2 separate regions of the Homo sapiens genome follow, and region 2 is linked to region 1. A link is a contact called in ENCODE Hi-C data. All regions are on one chromosome and are shown on one strand. Each heading gives the region's core, a stretch centred on a gene start or an enhancer-like site at or near the end of the contact. The rest is flanking DNA. Distances are from core to core; before and after follow the strand shown. Region 1 overlaps ARHGAP24 (Rho GTPase activating protein 24). Region 2 holds the start of PPM1K (protein phosphatase, Mg2+/Mn2+ dependent 1K).

The links. Hi-C counts contacts between places; a loop is a spot of excess contacts on that map. Pooled maps may share reads with other maps.
Region 2: a loop to region 1 is called in a map with no recorded cell type, with 11 times the contacts of the local background. The contact joins the promoter of PPM1K here to the enhancer-like site in region 1. A Hi-C loop is called at or near these places in 3 of 37 single-sample maps with no recorded cell type and 5 of 50 pooled maps.

The regions. Positions count from the first base shown.
Region 1 is chr4:85,780,240-85,785,504 of GRCh38, forward strand. The region is part of intron 3 of ARHGAP24 (Rho GTPase activating protein 24); the gene reads left to right. Among named protein-coding and RNA genes, the nearest start is that of MIR4451, 60 kb to the left of the region's middle. Within about 2 kb of position 3,417, at least 3 of the 41 ENCODE cell types and tissues checked have a DNase peak (open chromatin) inside an H3K27ac peak, as active enhancers do.
Region 2 is chr4:88,281,212-88,286,320 of GRCh38, forward strand. It overlaps PPM1K (protein phosphatase, Mg2+/Mn2+ dependent 1K), which reads right to left and starts at 3,350. Exons shown (of 7, transcript NM_152542.5): 1 at 3,195-3,350. It overlaps PPM1K-DT (PPM1K divergent transcript), which reads left to right and starts at 3,719. Exons shown (of 5, transcript NR_134238.1): 1 at 3,719-3,850. RefSeq lists enhancers at 3,133-3,192, 3,233-3,322, 3,235-3,758 and a silencer at 3,493-3,712.

The DNA.
Region 1 (5,265 bases), core at 2,167-4,666:
CTTGGCTCACTGCAACCTCCACCTCCTGGATTCAAGTGATTCTCCTGCCTCAGCCTCCAGAGTAGCTGGGATTACAGGGGCCTGCCACCATGCCTGGCTAATTTTTGTAATTTTGGTAGAGATGGGGTTTCACCATGTTGGCCACGCTGGTCTTGAACTGCTGACCTCATGATCCACCCACCTCGGCCTCCCAAAGTGCTGGGATTACAAACGTGAGCCACTGCGCCCAGCCTTTTTTTAATTCTTGTATTATTTTTATAGGACTTTTTTTTTCCTCCTGTGTCCACCTTCCATATTGAAGAGTGACTTCTTTACTTACTGGTGTAGACAGTTTGCATATCTCTAATAACTTCCTTCAACCTCAACAACCTCTTCATGATTATTTTGTGCTGGGAGCAAGAACACCAGAAAATGAACAAGTTTATAAAAAATTATGGACGAATAAGAGGCAATAACTTTATCTGAGGGTCCAAGAGATTCTCTTATGAGAAACGTGCATGTGCCAAAGGACATAGACACAGTGACATCTATTTTGGGTGCTCAGGAGACACTTGGCTTGTGTCCAAGTTCTTAGTTGTGTTCTGTAGTAGAGGTTGCCATGGAAGTAGTTCTGGAATAAGTAATGTGTTACTGCATCTTATACAGAAAGTGTGGTTTGTTCTTTTTATAAAGTTACTGGAGGTGTGTGTCAAGGAATCAGTGACTAAACAAATCCCAAGAGGCATACCTAATATTAATCAAGCACTAAGTGTTTTATTTTAGTCCCATTCACAATCACGCTGTTCACATGCATGTCTAGCTGGGAAACAGCATAATAATGCTTTGTAGGAAAGAGAGAAAAGGAAAAAAATATTCATTTTCTGGTTTATTCAATTCTTCTGTGTGGAGATTATGCTTAAGAAAACAATGAATAAGGCAAGATTTATTTTCTCAGTGATTTTTCTGATTTCTTGAATGGCTTTCTAACTTACAAGTTCTTTTAAGCTGAAAAACACTACAAAGCAATTTTATAAACCATGTACAATGAATTAGTAGCACAATATATGACAATATGTGTTTTCTTCTAATATTTTTATATTGTGCATTTTAGAGCAAAACGAATCACTGATTTCTCAAAGATCTTGAAAATGATAGTAGTCACTTTTATTAATCTCACTCTACAAAAGAAAAAAACTGGATATATTACATACATTTATTAAGCTATAAGCTGAGTCCAGGGCAATTCTATGTTTCAACTTTAATTAGATTCCTTGGCTAAATACTTGATCATTTAACTTTATTTGGAATCACATTGTGAAGACTTTTGTATTAGAAGCTCATTTTTCTTTAATTTTTAAAAAAATACAAGTTTCACCTAGTCACTGTAGAAATTTTTCCTAAGTGTTAAAGCATCAGATGGTGTATATGACAAACTTTTCTGTTTGAAACAATGAATTAGAGACTGGCTTTTGTCTGCAATAATGAATTTGGGATATGCATATGTTTGTTAACTTTGTCTAAAACAATTCTCTAGGCCAGGCATGGTGATTCACACCTGTAATCCCAGCACTTTGGGAGGCCAAGGCGGACGAATCACTTGAGGTCAGGAGTTCGAGGGCAGCCTGGCCAACATGGTGAAACCCCATCTCTACTACAAAAAATAAAAAAATTAGCCAGGCACGGTGGCGCATGTCTGTAATCCCAGCTACCCGGGAGGCTGAGGTAGGAGCATCACTGCAACCTGGTAGGCGGAGGTTTCAGTGAGCCGAGATCACACCACTGCACTCCAATATGGGCAACAGAGTGAGATTCTATCTCAAAAAAAAAAAAAAAGAAAAAAAAAAGAAAAAAAAAACAATTGTCTAGAAATTGTGCTTATTTTTGCTTCCTACCTTCAGTTAGGTGGCATGACTTATTTTAAAATGAAATGTTATTCCAATTGAAACACCGCTGTTTTAAACTGAAAATATGCTATGTTAAGTCAATTCAGTAAAGCTTTTCCTCACTTGACTCCTCTTTCATTTTAATCGAAATTTAATTTTCGTGTTCATACCTAAATAGGAAATTCGACATACTAAAGAATATGTATTTTAAATTTAGAACTTTTGTACCATAAGACCTAAATTTAAAATTCCTGAAATGTCAGTGTCATTTTGAATACACGCTTAGGAAGACTTCGATTTAGAAAGATACTTTTCAAACCTGGAAAAGGAAACAACCATTTAAATGAATTAATGCATGTTAGCATTCACTGATAACACCTTATAAGGGTGCTTCTTAGTACAACCTTATGAGAATTCTCCAGAAGCCTCAGAATTCAGCCCCTTATAAACTAGAATTCAGTGAGCAAGATTTATGTTTCCCAAGGAACTGTCAAGCTTAGTGCTTTTGATTGTGTTCAGGGAAGAGAAGATATTGAGATTTCTGAAGTTGTTGAACAGAGAAAGAGATAAATGCTTTGTTCTTTGAAAAATCCACATTTAGTTCATTTTCAATTACAATCTCCCAGGGAAAAAAGATACTCAAACTGACTCAAGTATGTTCCTACATATTGGCCTTTGTTTAACATATTAAATTGGAGCTTCTGGACAGTTGAAGAGGTAATATGAATCCAAGGTTCTTTTTGTATTAATACATCTTAATCATGAAATAAATGTTTGTTGAATGACTATTACTTTCAAACCTTAATTTAAAAAGACATCGACAAATAAAATGATGTTAAAACTGCTATGTTTTATTTCATATTTGATTATTGGAGTATTTGTTACTTAGTATACTGCTGAATCATGCTAAAACATGAACAGTTCATTAAGCAAAGCCATTTAATAAATTCTGAAATTACTGTTAGCAAACAGTAATTTGGAACTGTAAATTGCCAGAAGAAAAAGCATCGGGTATCTACAGTCAATAATAATTCAGAAAGTGGAATTGGAGGACAAGAAGGTCTCAAGTGTTATTCTATAACCCCCCTCCTTTTCTTTTTTGGTTTTGTTTCTTTTGCTGTAGGTATTGTGGAAATTATTTGTTTTATATCAATCAGAACACTTTGAAAAAAAATTTTACTGTTGTGTATTCTTCCATTCTATGGTTATACTGTACATAATAGAACATGGCTCCTATTGTTGGGGACCTACATTGTTTCAGTGACTTCTGCTGTGAATAAAATTAGGATAAGCATTCTTTTACATATGACTTTGCTCATTTGATTATTTCAGAACTGAAATGACTTGGAAATTAGTGAGTCCTGATCACTTTTTTTTTTTTAAGAGTAGGAGAACTAGTCCTGAAATATCACTGATCTAGAACCTTGGCTTCCAAGCTTTCAGTCTAATATCTGTATCTAGCCAGAAGTAATGACTGAGTGACAAATACATAAGGGGGCAGGAAGTGAAAGCATAATTTCCTTCTGTCTGAGTAAGAGGTCAATCATGTACCCCATTCTCTGAAAATCCCCAGGGAGTGGAAGGGTTCTCATACTAAAGAAAACAGTCACGATTCCATGCCAGACTTTATTCTCAAGGAGTGATAAACATATGATAGCTATGGGAACATTTTTAAATAGCTGTCATTTTGTTAATGAGTATTTGCTAAAGCATTTCCTGGGCCACTGGTGTTTATGGAACTTTTAAACAAAATATTTATGAAGATGGAACCGGGACTTGCTTCATAAATTATGTCCTTTTACTTGCACCTTTGCTTTTCCTCACTGCACAACGATGTTCAGGCCTCTTCTACATGAAACAAACAAACAAATCTTCAGCCTTTTCAACCATGTTCTTTTTTCCTGGTGCCAAGAAAAATTTATATTTTTTGTTTCTTCTCCCTTGCCTCCCTCTGAGTTGATTGCCCTTTGCACTTTGGCATTATTTCTACCACAATATTGAAATGACCTCTCAGAGGTTGCTCATGATGGCTGAATTAACAGTTAAATTCAACAGCTTTTTATCTCTGTCTTCACCTTCTGTTCTTTCTGCCATCTATACTGTTTACCCTCATGCTCTTCTTGAAATAGTTCTGTCTTTTGATATTAGAGATCTTGTAGAGATCTAGTGCATAGCCTATGGCTCTGCCCCTCTCCTAGGCTTTTTTTTTTCTTCCCTCTTGTTAGAGGGCTCCTGTTTTCTTCCCACCTTCTTGGTTTCAGTGTCTGTGTTTATTTTGTTTTCTCTCTTAGTCTTTCTTCCTTGGAAAATTTCATATAGGCCTATGGCTTCATCTTAAAGCTCAATGTGGATATCTGATCAGCAAAGCCTCTTCCACCCTTTGTGCGAGTTGTAACAAACGTCCCCTTCCTCCAGATGCACAATGCTCGCATCAGGATCTTCAGCTTGGCAGCAAACTGAGCTGGATTTCAGCCCCTGCTCAGCCTGCACAACCTCAGACAGTTGCCCTGCTGGTCAGGGCCTCCTATTCAATGCTGTCTATGGTATTCCAGTGCTTCAAACTCCATGTCTTTCCCTCAGTCAAACTAGCCTTCCATCTTTCATCTCCTCCATCACTTTTTATACAACCAGGTGCCAATTAGAATTTTAGCAACCATTTCCTTGGCATTTTTCCTTTTTATTTCCATGGCCACATTCTTGCTCAGAATTTAATTCCCTCTTGTTAGCCTACTGTCCCCGCCCCAATCCTTTTCTACTACAGTCTATCCTCTATACATTTGGCAATTTGAAGATGATTATATATCTCTATCTATCTATCTATCTATCTATCTATCTATCTATCTATCTATCTATCTATCTCTCTATCTCTCTATCTGCTTTCCTATCTAGATATAGACACATAAATATAGATAGATATAATTATACCCCCCAACTTTTCAATGAGTCCTTAGCAGATGGACAGAAGCAGAGGCTGTAAAGTTGAATTTCAGAATTTGAGGTCCAGCTTTGGTGCATTCACGTGTGTCATCCTGTGTGTTACTCAGTTTCAGGGTGTCAATAATGAATAACCTATGTCAAAACCTTCTATGTGCCAGCCACAGTGCTCTGAGCATTTCCCATATATTGTTCATTCAGCACTCAAAAGAAAACATTTTGTTCTGTTTGTACTAGACATTATAAAAATGGAATCAAATTTATCTTAAAGAGACTGCTTTATTCTCTGAGTTCAATTTGGGTTTTGAAGAAGTCTACAGTAAAGTTAAATTCAGATAATACCAATGGTCTTGGCCCGATTGCAAGTGGTGGTAAAACAAAGGCAAGTGAGTATTATATTTTATTTTGAGATAAAATCATCTCCTTGTTCTGTTTTTGTTGTTGTTGTTGTTATTTTGTTTTGTTTTGT
Region 2 (5,109 bases), core at 2,100-4,599, 2.5 Mb after region 1:
GTCTGAAAGTATATATGCCATATTCAGCCTTGAGCTACTTTGCAGTCATGCACCTACTTTAAATCAGAGTTCTGGAATTACAAATAAATAAATATTGAAGTTTTTCTGCAACTGTTCTAGTATATTCTTGCCGTTTTATCTCCTCTTTATCCTCCCCCCAATTTTTTTTTAAATAATAAAATAGAACTGCATTCTCACAGAGAACAAATATCCACTGGAAACATTTTTAAGAAATGAGATAAAATGCAAATTGAGCAGTTTCTGTAAGGCTAAAAACCTGCGTATTTTAAAATCAATCATCAACCTGGCATCCTTCCTCGTGTATTGTTTCTATAATCATCTCAGAAAGCAGGCAGTCATAGGAAACCACCTACTTTAAGGCATATTATTGGCAGAGATGAAATGTGACCCAGATATATAGCTAGTTTATAAAAAACAAACAAACAGGTCGGCATCGCTTAGGTAAACGAGATGTTACGAACTGGCTCCATGTCCTTTTCCATCTGCAATGTAACTAAATCATATCAATCCCCTCCATATTCCCTAAGAAACAATTCAAAGGCAGCTGGAGTTCCCAAAGTAAATAACAACTTTGAATTAAACCTGCACATTAAGAAAAGTTTCCTCCTCCAGAACTCCACAATTGGGATCTGCCATCATAGACCCCACAGCTCTGCCGATGCCCATGGGAATGACTATGCTTTGACCAGCAAGGCAAGGGGAGTAGAACTTGTGATGTGAAAAACAAAAACCTTAAGGAAAAAAAAAAAGCAATCAGTGTTCTCTAAACAAAAAGAGTGGAGAACAAACTAGCAAACACCTAAGGATTGTCTTTTGTCAGTTCAGCAATTAAAAATTGGGATGAGTTCATTATTCCACAAACTAAGAGAGAGAAGGAATCTTTTTAAGTAAGCAGGGGAGATTTAGGTCAATTTTTTGATCGGAAAACATGGCTAGTTTATTTTTATAAACCATTTTAACATTATATTCAATCTTTGGAAGTCAAGTCATCCAAAAGGAAAGCACTTTCTCTGGCAGGAAGGTGCACTGGATTTGAGTTAAACTGTTCTTGTATGTTAAAAGCAGGTCAAAAGGGCAGTTTAAGCACATGCCAAAATTATTCAGGAGTTCTAAAGTTCTGAAACCTGCTTAGATTTTATCCCTCTAGAAAAAATATTTTAAGAAAGCATTCCTATCTGCCCATTATGAAGTGGCATTTAGGTATCTACAACTTCCACAATGAGAACACAGCCCTTTTAAATATTCTTAAACCAAATATTTACCTATCGACCTTTTTAGAAAATCAATTAAGGCATCCCAGTAAATTCAAATAGTATGGAAATTTCCAGAATGTATTTCAGCTAATTGGGACCCCAATACCTTCTTTCTCAATACCCTGCTAGGAGGAAGGGAAAGAAAATTTACTGCTTTACCTGAGGGGAAAAAAGAAAACAACAATAAAAACTCCAAAGGACTCCCCTTAGGTTTAATGTGAATATGTCTATGTTCAGATGTGTGACTGGAGAAAAGTGTGAAATGTGAGCAGTGAAAAGTACTCAGTATTCTATTCCCATAGATATCTTTTAAGACACGTTAGTAAATATGCATACAAGCCACAGACTATATCCCAAACCTGTAACTTTATAATGCCTTTAAGAACTTTCCTTCACAGTCTATTATGTCACCAGCCACTCTCCTCTCTTCTTTCCTCGTCTCTAAGGATTGCAGTCAAGGAATTTGCCTGGGTGATCAGTAGTAATGACTAAGGTTGCAAGAAAAAATTATTAGCGAGAACTCACTACTCAAATATTGTAACTAAGGTATTTTATCAGACACACACACACGCACGTGCTGCTCTTCTTCCTGCCACAGCTGCCTAACCAGAACACCACAAACCATGGCTGTTTTTCTTTTTCTTTCTGAGACAGGGTCTTGCTCTGTCGCCCAGGCTGGAGTGCAGTGGTGCGATCTCGGCTCACTGCAGCCTCGACCACTCAGGATCAAGAGATCCTCCCACCTCAGCCTCCGGGGCTGGGACCACAGGCACATGCCACCACGCCCGGGTAATTTTTGTATGTTTTGTAGAGCCGAGGTTTCGATGTGTTGCCCAGGCTGGTCTCGAACTCCTGGGCTCAAGCCCGCTTTGGCCTTCCAAAGTGCTGTGATCACAGGCGTGAGCCATTGCTACCGGTCTCATTGCTCTTTTTCATCGTCATTGTAATCTGTCACTTTAGTCGCTCATTCTGAAACCGAAGGACAGCCTCATTCCTCCGCCCTGACGGAAAGAACCGATGAGGCCTTGCTGCACGTTAGCAGTGGGAGGCTCAGAAAAGCCCGTGGAGCTTTTGAGACTGCAAATTCCCTGGCTATTTCCACCTGGAGCCTCTTTGTCACATCCGGTGAATTCCCTCATCTACAGAAAGCGGCTGCTGAAAAAGACATCACCAGCTACAACGCCTTGAGTACTACAGCGCTCCCTGCGCAAAGTAAAACCCAAGTCTTCGGATCAAAACCAGCCGGGGCTGTGCATCCTTCACGATGCCGGACCTCCTGAAAAGCTCACCTGGGTACAGCTCAGGATCCTGGCCTCGGCTCGCTGGCCCTGACAGGCGGGTGGTCAGGGTGACACACGGTGGGAAGAACACACGCCCGCCTGCCTGCGAAGCCTCGCAAATAGCTGGGCTCCCTCGGCACCTTCTGCCGCCAGGTCTCCGCCTCCCAACCTCCCTCTGGGCGTACCGAGCCCGTTGTCGCCACGTTTCCCTCGCCCGGGAGGCAACGCGGCACCCACCCCGCAGCATCCTCGCTTCCGGGGCCTCGGGCAAGGGTCTCCAGTCCCAGCCCACCCACCCTGCCCGCCTCGCGCCGCGCTGGCCCTCCAGCCTGCGGCCACATTCAAGGCCGAGCGCAGTCTGGGCTGGAAACCCGCCGCCCGGGGCGCAGGCAGCCCAGCTGGGCCCCGCCTCACCCCGACGAGCTGCTCACGACCTCCAAAGGGAAGAAAGCGACGCTCTGAGAACTCCGAGAGGCCGCCGGCCAAGCGCCGACTCGGGGGGCGGGGGAACGGAAACCGACGTCTCCCCTTCGACCTCCCGGGAAACCCTTCTCCGTTTACTCTCCATTCCGCGACCGCCAATAAAGAACAGCATACATGGTTAGCAGAAATAAATGAATTGCACTCTCTAGGCTCTTACCTCTGGATGGCTACGTCCCTGAAAAATGTTTTAATTAGCTAACGGAGGACGGGGGAGGAGCTTTCTTGGTCGGTAAATAAGAGTGCCTTCTCCGTCGTCTCGGATCTCCGAAGCAAGCAGTCAAAGCGGCCACTGCCTTGCCTGCTGGAAATTCTCGAAAATTTTTCTCCCGCAGTTGACCAGATGGAGAGGGAGAAGTCTGTTCCCGCTGACTGACAGCAGATCCGGCCAGTCCGCACTCGGCGAGACGGCTGGCCGGCCGCCCGGGCCCTCGATCGCAGCCAGTCACAGATGCCGATGGGAACGAGCCTCCCCGCGGCTGCTATTTGACTTCGCAGGCTTCCAGCTGCGCGGCGGAGCGACGTCACCCTGTGCCAGTGGTGGCTCGCGGCGGCGCCCCGCCCTCCCGAGGTTAGCTCCCCAGCCAAAGAGGGGGCGCGCTTGCGCGGTGGGTGGGGCCGCGAGACTTGGTACCTAGCCAGCGGGCGGAGCGCGGAGGGGGTTTCGCTTCGGGCTAAGGGACTGTAGTTGTGACAGCCAGGAAACCGAGAACGGAATGCCAATACTGCTTAGGCTTAGAGTTTGAAAGGCATCTGATTTCACTGCCATGTCTTTGAACAGCAGTGCACAGTGCAGTCTTCTTCGTGGCTGAACAGGTATCTTGTGATCTTTAGGGAATGTCTATTAATTCATTAAACAAGTATTTCTGTGTTTATTGAAGGACGTCTTGTATGCTATACATTTGCTAGGCACTGGGGATACGCCCCTAACACAGCTAGACACGATAGCTGCCCTCATAGAATTTTCAGTCTAACAAAGAAGAGGGAGAAAACCAACAAGTAAGCAAGCACATAGAATAGTAATTAATCATGTCAAGGAAAGAAATAGGCATGGTGTGGACACTGGAGGATAACTTCAGATAAGATTGTTATATGAGAACTTTATAAGATGGCATTTAAACCATCAGTCATTCAGCCATGGAACCAATAAAATGATGAATTGTTTTGGGCAGAGGGGACAGCAGACAAAGGTCTCTCGGTGAGACAGCCCGGCGTTTTGGAAGAACAGAAAGAAAGCCAAAGTGTCTCCAGCATATTGAGGGAGGGAAAGAACAGCATGATGTGAGAGAGATGAGGCAGACAGGGGCTTGGAGTTGGCATTACATTTTAAATTTAATGGGCTTCTATTGAGGCATTCGAAAAAAAGAAGTGAAAGGGTCTGGGTTTAGACTTTACATCACTTTGGTTAGTGTGCAAAGAACAGTTAAAATAAGCTATTGGGAAACTGATTAGGAGATGATGACAGATGAAATTTAAGGTGGAAGATGACTTTGATTAAACTATGACAATATCACTGAAGGGAGAGAAGAGCAGAGAGATTAGAGATTTTAAAGATAAATAATTAACTTGATTTGGCATTTTAGTTATTCTAGGCCAGGGACAACTGTTTTGAATCCAGTGCATTTAATAACCAGGTTAGAGAGTGACTCTCATATTGACGGCTCACAAATTATAGTAATAACCTTGAGTAATATTATGTTGAGTTGATGTCTTTTCATAGACTTCCTGGATTTTTTTTTCTTTTGTCTTTCTTTCTTTTTTTTTTTTTTTTTTTTTTTTTTTTGAGACAGGGTTTTACTCCTGCCCAGGCTGGAGTGCAGTGGCGCTATCTGAGCTCACTGAAACCTCTGCTTCCCAGGCTCAAGTGATCCTCCCACTTCAGCCTCCCAAGTAGCTGTGACTACAGGCACGCTCAACCATACACAGCTAATGTTTATATTTTTTGTAGAGATGGGGCTTCCCCATGTTGCCCAGGCTGGTCTTGAACTCCTGAACTCAAGCAATCCACCCACCTCAGCCTCCCAAAGTGCTGGGATTACAGGCATGAGCCACTGTACCTGGCGTGGAATTTAAAA